2 separate regions of the Mus musculus genome follow, and region 1 is linked to region 2. The links are chromatin loops, found by intact Hi-C in ENCODE. Cell type or tissue: heart. All regions are shown on one strand. Links, peaks and the distances in the headings refer to the core of each region. The heading gives the core; the rest is flanking DNA. Region 1 overlaps Kalrn (kalirin, RhoGEF kinase). Region 2 overlaps Kalrn (kalirin, RhoGEF kinase).

Region 1 (5,375 bases), core at 276-5,275, 55 kb before region 2:
CACACTGGAAGCCCCACACCCTGGTAACTCCTAAGAGCCTGTCCCTCACCTGTCTTCCTTTTCGGGGGGAAAAATTGTTTCCCTGGATGATCAAACGTCTAGATTTTATTCTTCTCATCAACGTTCCCCAGCTGCCACCTTTTCTTTGTTTCTCTTCTTTCTTCCCTTTTCCCAGGGTTAACTTTTTTTTTTTTTTTTTTTTTTTTTTTTTTTTTTTTTTGGTTTTTCGAGACAGGGTTTCTCTGTATAGCCCTGGCTGTCCTGGAACTCACTTTGTAGACCAGGCTGGCCTCGAACTCAGAAATCCGCCTGCCTCTGCCTCCCGAGTGCTGGGATTAAAGGCGTGCTCGACCACGCCCGGCAGGGTTAACTTTTGTGTTCGGCTTTGTTTTGTTTGTTTTGTTTTGTTTGTTTTTCCAGACAGGGTCTCACTATGTAGTTCTGGTTGTCCTGGACCTTATTATGTAGACCAGGCTGGCCTTGAACACACAGAGATCCACTTGCCTCTTCCTTCCTAGTGCAGGTATTAAAGATGTGAGCCACCACGCCCAGCTGCAGTGCTAACTCCTAAACCCAGGCCTTTATACATGCTAGACCAACCCTCGACTCCTGAGCCATATCTCTAGTCCACAGCTCCTTTTCCCCTGAGGAATGGACCTGCTTTACGAATGCTTCATCCTTCCCACAAGCCCTTTCCCCTAAAGCTGGGCAAGAACTAGTGGGAGCAATAGGCTATGAGCGATGTGATCAGTGACTCATGGTCCGGCTGATGCTGTTGAACTTCAAGGATGCTGGTAAACACTAAGCTTGGCCTTGAACCATGAGAAAGACATAAGAAGAAAAGTACAGGGATGAAGAAAAAAAGAGTGATAAATTCATGGATTATAGTAGGGAGGAGATAGTGGGAGCCCTCCTCAGTAGGTAGGTGGTGCTTGAATTTTGTCTGCAGGCATTCACTCACCAGGACCATTAAACATCACCTCTGTGAGTGTCTTTTTATAAATTCCCAGCAGGGTCTTGCTATACAGCCCTGGCACATCTTAGCTCCTGAACCTCCAGCCTCAGCCTCCCTGGTCACGTACTACCACACCCATCTGTTTTCGTTTTATTTTAAAGAGAACACTGAAGTTGGCAAAAAGCAAATTATCTAGCCTAAGGTCAGACAGTTAGCCAGTGGCAAAAGTGAGATTTGAACTGTAGTTCTTATTATGCCAAACCCAGAAAGTTTTTGCACATCATTTTAGTAGGGGAGCCGATAAGGAAGTGAGGGATCTCTGTCATTATTAGTTGTAAGCATTAAAAGAAAGGAAAAAGATAAGGGGTTTTTTAATGAGAGGAGATGAGGGGAATCTGATAGGGACTAAGTATTGTTTTTGAGTCTTCTACCCCTCTTTGGCCTCATCTAGCACTGTGTTAGAAGCTAAAGCTGATTAGGGTGGCCTTTAGAAGTCTCACCTAAGTATCTGTTTTGCGGCGGGGGACTGCGCTCTCAGTACCTCCTGGATACCCACAACCACACAGGCGTGTTTGCCTGTTTCATAAGGCTCAGGGACGCTGCCGACTGTGTCCCCAACCAACAGCTGGACCTTGGAACTCCGCCCCCTTAGTCCCTCCCTTGCCGCCTGGCCCCTCCCTCCTGCCTAAGGTGGCCCAACTCCCTGTAAGTTCCAGCACCGCCGGGGTGCGGGAGGAGGACGGCAGGCGGGAACAGGACCTGGCTGGCGGGTGGCACTGAAGTTTCCTACCGCCGCGCTCTCACCCCGGCCGGCGTTCGTGCCATGCCGGAGCACTGGGAGCGCGCTGCAGCATGAAGGGTGGCGATCAGGCTTACACCCGAGGTCCCTCTTTGGGCTGGCTCTTTGCTAAGTGCTGCTGTTGCTTCCCTTGTAGAGGTGAGTGGCATTTTAACCAGGCTGGCGGGACTGAGAAGGGAACGGGGTGAGGGCTCTGGAGAGGGTGTGCTGTGAACCACCTTGGGCTCAGTTTCCCAGGCAGGAGATCGCTCTCGCGCTAGGGGATGCCGAGTTGCAGTTTGGGTACGCGCGGTTACTTCCCAGCGAGTTTGTACTCCGGGGATGCGGATGTAGAGTAAGAAGAGGGACTTGGTGAAAGAAGCACAATTCATTGCTCATTTACATATGGATCTCGGCTTCGAGATTAACTGGCTCCTGGCTGCAGGAATGTCTTTGACACTGTTTTTCCTAAGTAACAATTTTCTTCTGGGGCTGGAGATGACTTTTCTCTGCCTGGGCATTCACAGACCAACGTGGATTTACAGCTTTGGGCCAGACGTTGGCTCATTAATTAACCAAGAACTCTTTTGTGGACCTAATTAGAACTGTAATTATTCTGCTAATTTTAATGTCATTGAAGAGACTGGCAGGAAGCAACCAGTTTCCCCAATGCAGTTTGCAAAACAGGGTGAGAAGGATCTTAGAGGGAGGGTTATGGGTTGTGAAGCGTCAAGAGGGGGGAGGGGGAGGGAGAGAGAGAGAGAGCAGAAAAAAGAGAAAAAAGTGAGACCCCAAGCTGTTCATGTCACTTTACCATTTCAGCTGGGTAGGCAGGGGAAAAAATGTTTATATGGTTACAGACAAAGACCATGCCCCCCCCCAAATTATTTTCTTCACTTATTAGCCTCCCGCCCTATTTACAGAGCCTCCGTCTAAGTCTCGTGATCTTAGCAGCACCCATACCACCTTTACATGAAGGTACCCAGTGATCCATCCTTCCAAGCTTGACAAATTCCCAGCCCCAAACAGATGTGTGGCTACAGAGACTAATGAAATCCCAAGGACCTTCTTCCATGTCATTAAGGCTCATAATCCCAGCAACAGATTCTCTCTGTGTCTTCATTAATTCGAGCCTGAAAGGGAGCTGTATCCTGCTCCAATCGCTGCTTTGGGGGGGGGGGGGTCGGAGTGGGCAGGGACCGTTTAGAAACTAGAAACAAAACTGCGGCTGGGAACTGAAGGGAGGGAGTGTTACGGAGGAGAGGAAGCCGGAAGCAGCCAGCGGGGTCTGAGTGGATAGGTTTGCTCTCAAGTCTCTGCAGCCTGCATCAGGGTGAAGGGTTTCCAGGCAGGATTTCTTGGGAGTCCGTTTCCTGTCAAAGAGGAGTGTGGTGGTGGGGTTTGGGCGGTGGTTATGTCATTTGCAGCTAGCCTTCTTGGATCCGCATGGGGCAGTACTGTTTTGTGAATCGCCCTGGCTCTCCATCGCTGAGTAGTGGAATGCTGGGACCTGCCGCTTTTGTGGCTAGGAGGGGGGCGTGGGAAAGGGGATGTTGCTGGAGTTAGCTGGCGCTGCCGCTGCCATAGACCGCGGATCCGGATCGGAGTTGTGAGAGGCAATGAAAGCAGCGAACAAAGCTGCCCGCCTGCTCCTTCAGGCTTCCACTCCTTACTCTTAACTAGATTTCAAAGGTGTGAGAATGGAAACTGAGCTCTGACCTCAGTTGTAGGGGCTGGGCAGAGCAAGATAGCATCTGCGGAGCTTTACACATCTCTGCACTCCCTCTGAAAAGAGAGATGGGAGTCTCCACTCAGCCCCAGGGCATCAATTCAGCGGCCCACAGAGAAGATAAGGTCCTCATTGAAGCTGTCTGCATCGCATTGCCTGGAGCCCAGAACTTTGTGGGAAGATGCTGACTGCAGAAGGAAAGGACTCAAGGAGAGGTTCCAGCGGAGGGTGTTCACCAGCAGGAATTATCAGCCTGCCTACTCATTGGAACCAGTTTCTCAGGTCTTACAGACCTACCATTGAAAGGCAGTCTCCCTACTTCCCTTTTTAAATCAGACAACTCATCAATTTTGTCTCTTTCCTGGCTGCTGAGAGAATTTGCTCTCTTGCTGCCTCTGAACCTCATGGGTCAGAGCCTATAGCTGGGGTTTCCTAGGTCAATGGGCTTTGGCAACCTGGTTACCATCATTCAGAATATGTGGGGCTCAAAACCAGGAGCACAAGGTAAAAGAGATGGTGAAGTGGAAAGTGCTAGGTTTTTGCTTGAAGCTTAGGGCACCTTACTGAATTTCTCTGGGCAAACCTTTGTGATCGTAGTTGGTGTCACTAGGGAAAAAGCTGGTGTTCAGTAAATACCCGTATGTGGCCTGTAGATTTCACGTTTGAGCGAAGCGTGCCCTCACTTAGTTGGGCTTTGTCTTTTGATGTGGAAAAGTAGGGTTTCCCCTTCTTCACTCGCTCGTTTATATTTTGGTTCTGTTGAGTACAGGAATATTACAAAGATTTGATGAGAGATGAGCCCTCCTTCCTACCTAGACGTCCAGTGTTAAAGGAAAATAATCAGAGGTCTACCCCTTTCCTTACAAGGGGAAATAGAGATAAGGTGAGGAGGGGAAATGAGACATTTGCAGCTGCCCTTTTGAAAGTGAAAACAAACAAAAGTGAAATAATGCCATAAACAGAAAGAAAAGAAATAAATGCCAGCCTGTGTGTGCCTGCAGGGCCATAAATCATCAGTGTGTCACACGCTGTGAGGGTATTCAGCACTGCTGTGGCTAGCCAAACTCTCCTTAAAGCCTGAAGAAGTGGGTCAGTTTAAAAGAATTCTTCAGTTAGCTTAAAGTTAAAAAAAAAAAAAGACAAAAGATATCTGGGCTGGCAAGATGGCTCAGTGAGTAAAGGTGCTTGCTGCCAAGCCTGGCAGCCTGAGTTTGATCCCTGGATCCTACATAGTGGAAGGAGAAGACCGATTCTTTCCGAGTTCTCCTCTGACCTTCACATGCAAGCTGTGTTACGTACCCACCCACCACTACGATAAATAAATATTAAACCTGGGCGGTGGTGGTGCATGGCTTCAATTCCAGCATTTGAGAGGCAGAGGCAGGCAGACCTCTGAGCTCAAGACCAGCCTGGTCTACGGACTGAGTTCCAGGACAGCCAGGGCTATTTCACAGAGATTCTTCTAGAAGGAAGCCATTTTAGGACGCTCCATTTTCCAGTCAGCTTGTAGCTTTGGCTCTGTGGACAAGTATCCCTTCTGGCAAGCCTTATCTCACCACCATCCATCCTTCTTGTCATGTGCAGGGTCTTGTTTGCATGTGTATATTACAGTATCCACGTCCTTGTATTTGAAACCCAATGCTGTCATCTCTTTCTACTCACACTGAGACACGTCAGCAGGCTGAGCATCGAAGAGGGGAGAGTGGTGGTGACATAGCCAGGATGAATGCATTCATGAGGTGCTGGGTGACCCTTCCATGGTCCTTTCAGCACAGGGCACGTAGTTCCTGCTGGGCTCTGACATCCGAGGGTGTAGATCAGTTTCTGGGGAGTCGCAGGGTATCCAAAGGCATCCTCGTCTATATTTATCTTACCCTTTTCTATCTTTTCCCAGACTCCCTAACCAGGAGCCT
Region 2 (5,375 bases), core at 211-5,210:
AGAGGCCCTTTACCCTGTGGACTGATTGGCCCATGCCAAGCTGATTGTGCCACACACCCTGGAGGCAGTGGTGTAGGCCTGCTCACTGAGCCTGGCACTCACCTTCCCACCAGCCTACAGGCCACAGAATAAAGGCCACACCAGGACAGTGAGGAAGATGGGGAGTTAAAGGTACTAATCATATCCATCCCCAGCTAGGTCCATCTGTCCCGGAGCCTGTCTCTGGTGATGGCACCAAGGGACATGCGCTGGGAAGCTGCCTGTCCACTGGCTTGTCCAGCCTCAGCACCCGACATTCTAATTTCCTTAATAACAGGTTACAGATCCTGTATCTATAAATGTAGCTAAACCCTCCTCGACCTTTCTTTATTTTTAGCCTATACTGCTGCTCTGGATATAACAGTTTCCATGGTTGATTACGTGTTCTGTAAACACCTTTACGTCAAGTGGAAAGCAGTTGTCTCTCTCAAGCTGGAAGATGCTGTCTGTGCGTTTAATTCTAGTGTTGGCAACAGATCCCTGTTTGACCCTTGACACTGTTGCTCAGTTTAGGGAGTGGGGGAGAAGGCTGATGTCACCGTTCGACAATATATAAGGCTTTAATATTCTCTTTCATTTCTCCTCTTGGGTACCACATTTGCTTTCATTTATTTCCCTGGAATGTTCCTTCCTGCCTCTGTTTGGCTTCTGTTGAAATGTAGCAGCTAAGAGAGTCAGTGATGGATATTCTCAAGCGCAGACTGTTTAAGACCAGGCCACAGCCTTTTGCTCTACCGCCTCGATGATCGGCACTATTAGAACTTGGTGTCTTGTGTCTTAGAACTAAAGTTTTCAAAGACTACTAAACGAAGCCTTTCTTTCTAGAAACCACAGAGGCCGGCATGGTCAGGCACCTTGGGTAGTTGACATTTGCCTTTCATGCTTGTGTTATGGATGCCCGCCTTGACCTTGGATGTCTGCCTTGACCTTGATCTCTGTTGTTTCCCTTGTAGCTTCCGCTGATCCTCAGGGCACTTACATTGCATACAGCCCCACTCTCAGGCTCAGGGAACACAACCAATGAGGGGTTAGAAAGAATGCAAGGGTTGGAAGATGGGATACAATGTTGCAGAACATCATCTCTTGGGCTTCCATTGTTTCATGGCTCTTGCACCCATGAACTCAAAGCAGCTATGGTTATCTGACAAGACCTATCTAAGATTGGACCCAGCAACATTTCATCATGAAACAAGGAAGGGCTCAGGAACCTCCCTCCCTGAGGACTATTAACAGTTTCACAGGGGAGATGTTACTTTCTTTCTTTCTTTTTTTTTTTTTTAATAAATTTTTTTAAAGACCTATTTATTTATTATATGTAAGTATACTATAGCTGTCTTCAGACACTCCAGAAGAGGGCATCAGATCTCGTTAAGGGTGGTTGTGAGCCACCATGTGGTTTCTGGGATTTGAACTCAGGACCTTCAGAAGAGCAGTCAGTGCTCTTAACCGCTGAGTCATCTCTCCAGCCCGAGATGTCACTTTCTTCAGTGGTGTAGCCACTGATAAGTCCACTGATAAGTTGGGCACGCTCAAGTAAGTAACCTCCCACCCAGGAAGTAGCCTTATTTATTTATTTATTTATTTATTTATTTATTTATTTATTACACACAGAGACGAAAGTAGGAGGCACCTTGTTAGGAAAGAAGGGTTTCAGGTGAAAAAGGGGTGGGGATAGGACAGGGTAGTAATAGGGGAAAAACAAAAGAGCTAAAGTTCATTGCATATATGTATGAGACTGCCAAAAAATTAAAATTAAAAACTCTTCAAAGACCTATCCAGTATCCTAAACATAAGCATTAAGCAAATCAACTTAGGACATTAAAATGTTAGTTTGGCCCCAAAGAGGATATTACGCTACCAGTTACAACTTGAGTATGTTACAACTTGAATATGTTACTGTTACCAGTACCAGTGACAGAGAGAACTAACCACTGGGGAGCACTCTTAGCCTTTCCTGGGGTTTGTACAAGCATCATCTCTGTCCTTTAGAAATTTGCTAAAAGGGAGGATCTGATCTGAAAACCCAGGGACACACGGGACAGTTTCGTGTCTCCTACAAGAGAACCCTGTGTTCTTCAGATCTGGGCTTAGCCCTCAGGTTCCTTTTCTCGGCTGCTTCTAGATACTGGATTAATCCACTTACCTTTTTTTTTCTCAAACAAGTAAGCACCTTATGTACCACCTTAATTAACAGGAATGAGGATTAATGAAAGAAAGCTCTTGGCAACATTAACAAAGATGTTTTTAGAACAGGCTCCATCTGTTGGCTGTTTTTCCGACTACATCTCATTGTCTTCTTCCAAGAATTGCAGTTACCCTAACAAAGTATGGTTTCCACCACCTACCTCTGTCACTTTCCTTCGCTTTCCAATTTGCATGAAGTAGTCCTATGACCCGTTTTCCTTCCCAACAACACCTTATTTGGTATAGAACCGTAGTGGTTAGCTTTCCTGCTGGAGCCTCACCCAGAGATAAATCGCCGTGACAATTTCATTATGTCTGGGCAGTTGGTGGCACATGGATGCCTAGTGTGCCCTGATCACACGGGTTCCTGATGTGTCCTGATCACATGACAAGTAGTGTCATCCCTGATTGTGGATGGCAGCAACCTGCTGCAAGGAGGAGGAAGTCTCTGATCTCCTGATGCTTCACTGTAGTTCAGAGAGCACAGCCTTGGCTGCTGGCCTTCCTATTGCCTGTGGCCAGGCTGGGGAGACACAGGGCTTGTAAAGAACTTTCCAGTTCTCACTCTCAGACTATTTATTCTTCTCTTTTTAGACTCTGGAAGGAGGCTCTTACCGGGGGAGCTTGAAGGACCCTACAGGCTGCCTGAATGAGGGGATGACCCCTCCCACACCTCCTAGAAACCTGGAAGAAGAACAGAAAGCCAAGGCGCTGAGAGGCAGGATGTAAGTGGCCCACCTGGTACATGTGTGTGCTGGGCAATTTCGAGGAGGAAATTAGACAGGCCCGTGCTGCCTGTCTAACTACTCTCATCCTTTTTAAGTGAAGATGGCCCATATCTATACAGAACAACATTTTGGCACTGCCTTAAGGAAGCTTGGGCTCGGGGAATATTCTGTGAGATTGTTGTTATTGACAAAAATGTGACTATAGCCAAGATTAATACAACTGTAAAACATGCTTTTAAAAATGAAAATAATGGAATTTAGAGAACGCAGATGAGTCCAGTGGGTATGCAGCGACAGAGTCCCTAACTGTGGCAGAAGTCTAGTGGAGATATCTGAGGAGGAGCTCCTCAGATGCTGGCAAGAGAAGCACAGGAGAGGCTCTGCTGCCAGGCAAGGCACACTTCTGCTCCTTCTCCCTGGTCTTTCATTTCACATCTATTTGTAGATTTCGTTGTGCAAGAACCTCCTCTCACTATGAATGTCTAGTGGTAAGATCCCATTCACATCTCACAAAACCCCACATGCTGTGGAAGGTTTGAGTTCTCTACCTTGATGCAAAGTCAGTCTCCTGGTATTTGAGATATGAAGACTGTACTAGACATCAGCGAAGCAGAGACAACCATACCTCTTCAGAACTTAAGTTTTCTCCTTTGGGGCCGATCCAGTCCTCTGGAAGCAAGCTGCCAGTAACTCGGTGTGTGAGTAGCAGGCAGACAGGGCTAGGCAGGTGTTATGGGTCCCGTCTTAGTCTCTGTCTTCCTTTCTCCTTTACATCCATGCCTCCCTTATCTAGGCCACAAACTTAAAAATGAGCAGAAATAAGTGAATCAAATAAGCCAAGTTCTTTCATGCTGGCAAATAGACAAAGTAAACATTTAGAGTTTTGTCTCCTTAGAAGCAAAAGTGGTAGCTCATAGCAAGAGCCTGCTATCAAAGCAGGGCTGTCACCATGTGCTGGAGAGGAGTATGTCATGTAAACTAATACCTGTGTTTACCCCCAGAACTTTTTGAGGGTCAGAAGGACCCCCAAGAATTATCTAAATGAGCTGTCATCTCCTAAGTGAAGCTTCCGGAGCCTTGCAGAGCACGTGCCCTTCCTTCCCCAGCTGCTCCCAAGGTTGTTACAGTGGTGGGGGTGGGGAGTGGTCAGAACTCGTTCCTATTCCTTGGTCAAGATGAAGCAAAGTGACCTTTGAAGTGACATGTGGTCCTTGGAAAAGCCATTCCCTCCGATTGTCACTCTGAGTGAGCCTTAAGAGCACGTGTCATTATCCAAGTGAGATATTGTTCGACTTTGTGATAACAAGACAGACATGGTTGTTGCTCTCTCAGCCCACTGTACCATCTCCTCTCTCAGCTCACCCTCCATTTTCCATATCCTGAATGCTCTTGAAAACTGACCTGCTGAATGTCTCTGACTGTTGATGCCCTCGCTCTAACCTGCTGGACCCCACGGCCAACAGGAAAGAGCAGATACATGGTGCTCAGGTATAAATACCGTGAGAGGCTAGAGCAGAGTGCAGACACTGAAGGCTCCATCAGGGCACGGGAGGAGGTCACCAAGGAGTCACATGAGAGCCACATGGAGAGAGGATGCAAACAGGTATCGTTTGTATAGAAGGAGGAAGATGCTGAGAGGGGACTTGCCACTCGTCAGTCACTCACCAGACCCTTGTTAAGCACATCATCTGCCCCACCAGTGGGACAGATCAATGAGTCAGACACACAATAGCAACAGCAGAAAGCCTTCACGCGTGGCACATTTATGTTCTACTGGGAGAAATCAGACAAAGAAAATAAGTTAAGTAGTAGGTTGGAATCTGGAGAAGAGAGAAATAGAGCAGAATGAAGAAGATTGCGCATGGGTAAGGCCGAGAGCAAAGCTGCAGCTTGAAATGGTTCTGGCCTTGCACAAAGAGCAGGAAGAGGTAAGAATCCACAGTGTCTTCACAGTGGCACACCCAGCACCAAAGCTCCCAAAGGCCACCCATCCCCTACCAGTGTGAAAGACGGCAGGTGTGAGATAGCGAATCTTCACTGGTGCTTGACTAGATGAACATCCCCTGGAGACACTACTCTGGGCATGCCTGTGAAGATGTTTCTAGAAGACTGACCCTGAGTGTGCACAACACCCTCCCAGGGGATAGGGTTCTATACTAAATAAAAAAGAACAAAGGAGAATCTGAGCTGAACGCCAGGGTTCATCTATATGGATACAATGTGACCAGCTCACCCCCAGACACTGTGTCCTCCCCATCGGGGTAGAGCTTACCCCCTTAAACACCTTAAACCAGAGCCAAAAGAAATCCTTCCTTACTTCTTCAGTTGCTTTCCTCAAGTATTTTATTATAACAACAACAACAACAATAACAAAGTAACTAAATAAAGTCTGTTTGTAGCTAGAAGAATTTCAGGTAGACCAAA

The links. A loop is a pair of places that touch in the nucleus more often than their neighbours do. Peaks named below come from ENCODE experiments on the same cell type or tissue, not always from the same donor. Only the 100,000 strongest peaks of a DNase experiment are listed, where the experiment ranks them.
Region 1: it touches region 2 in a loop (2.3-fold over the local background); 7 of 42 quality-filtered maps call a loop at or near these places.

What each region holds. Positions count from the first base shown.
Region 1 is chr16:34,092,313-34,097,687 of GRCm38, reverse strand. All of the region lies in intron 34 of Kalrn (kalirin, RhoGEF kinase), which reads left to right. Among named protein-coding and RNA genes, the nearest start is that of Gm41448, 25 kb to the left of the region's middle. In heart, for the core only: a CTCF peak has its summit at 3,176; DNase peaks (open chromatin) are centred at 1,617 and 3,147; H3K4me3 peaks cover 2,729 bases; H3K27ac peaks cover 2,772 bases.
Region 2 is chr16:34,037,452-34,042,826 of GRCm38, reverse strand. It overlaps Kalrn (kalirin, RhoGEF kinase), which reads left to right. Exons shown (of 60, transcript NM_177357.3): 38 at 2,818-2,948. Among named protein-coding and RNA genes, the nearest start is that of Umps, 73 kb to the right of the region's middle. In heart, for the core only: a CTCF peak has its summit at 2,308; no DNase peak of the experiment used is centred there; H3K27ac peaks cover 1,143 bases.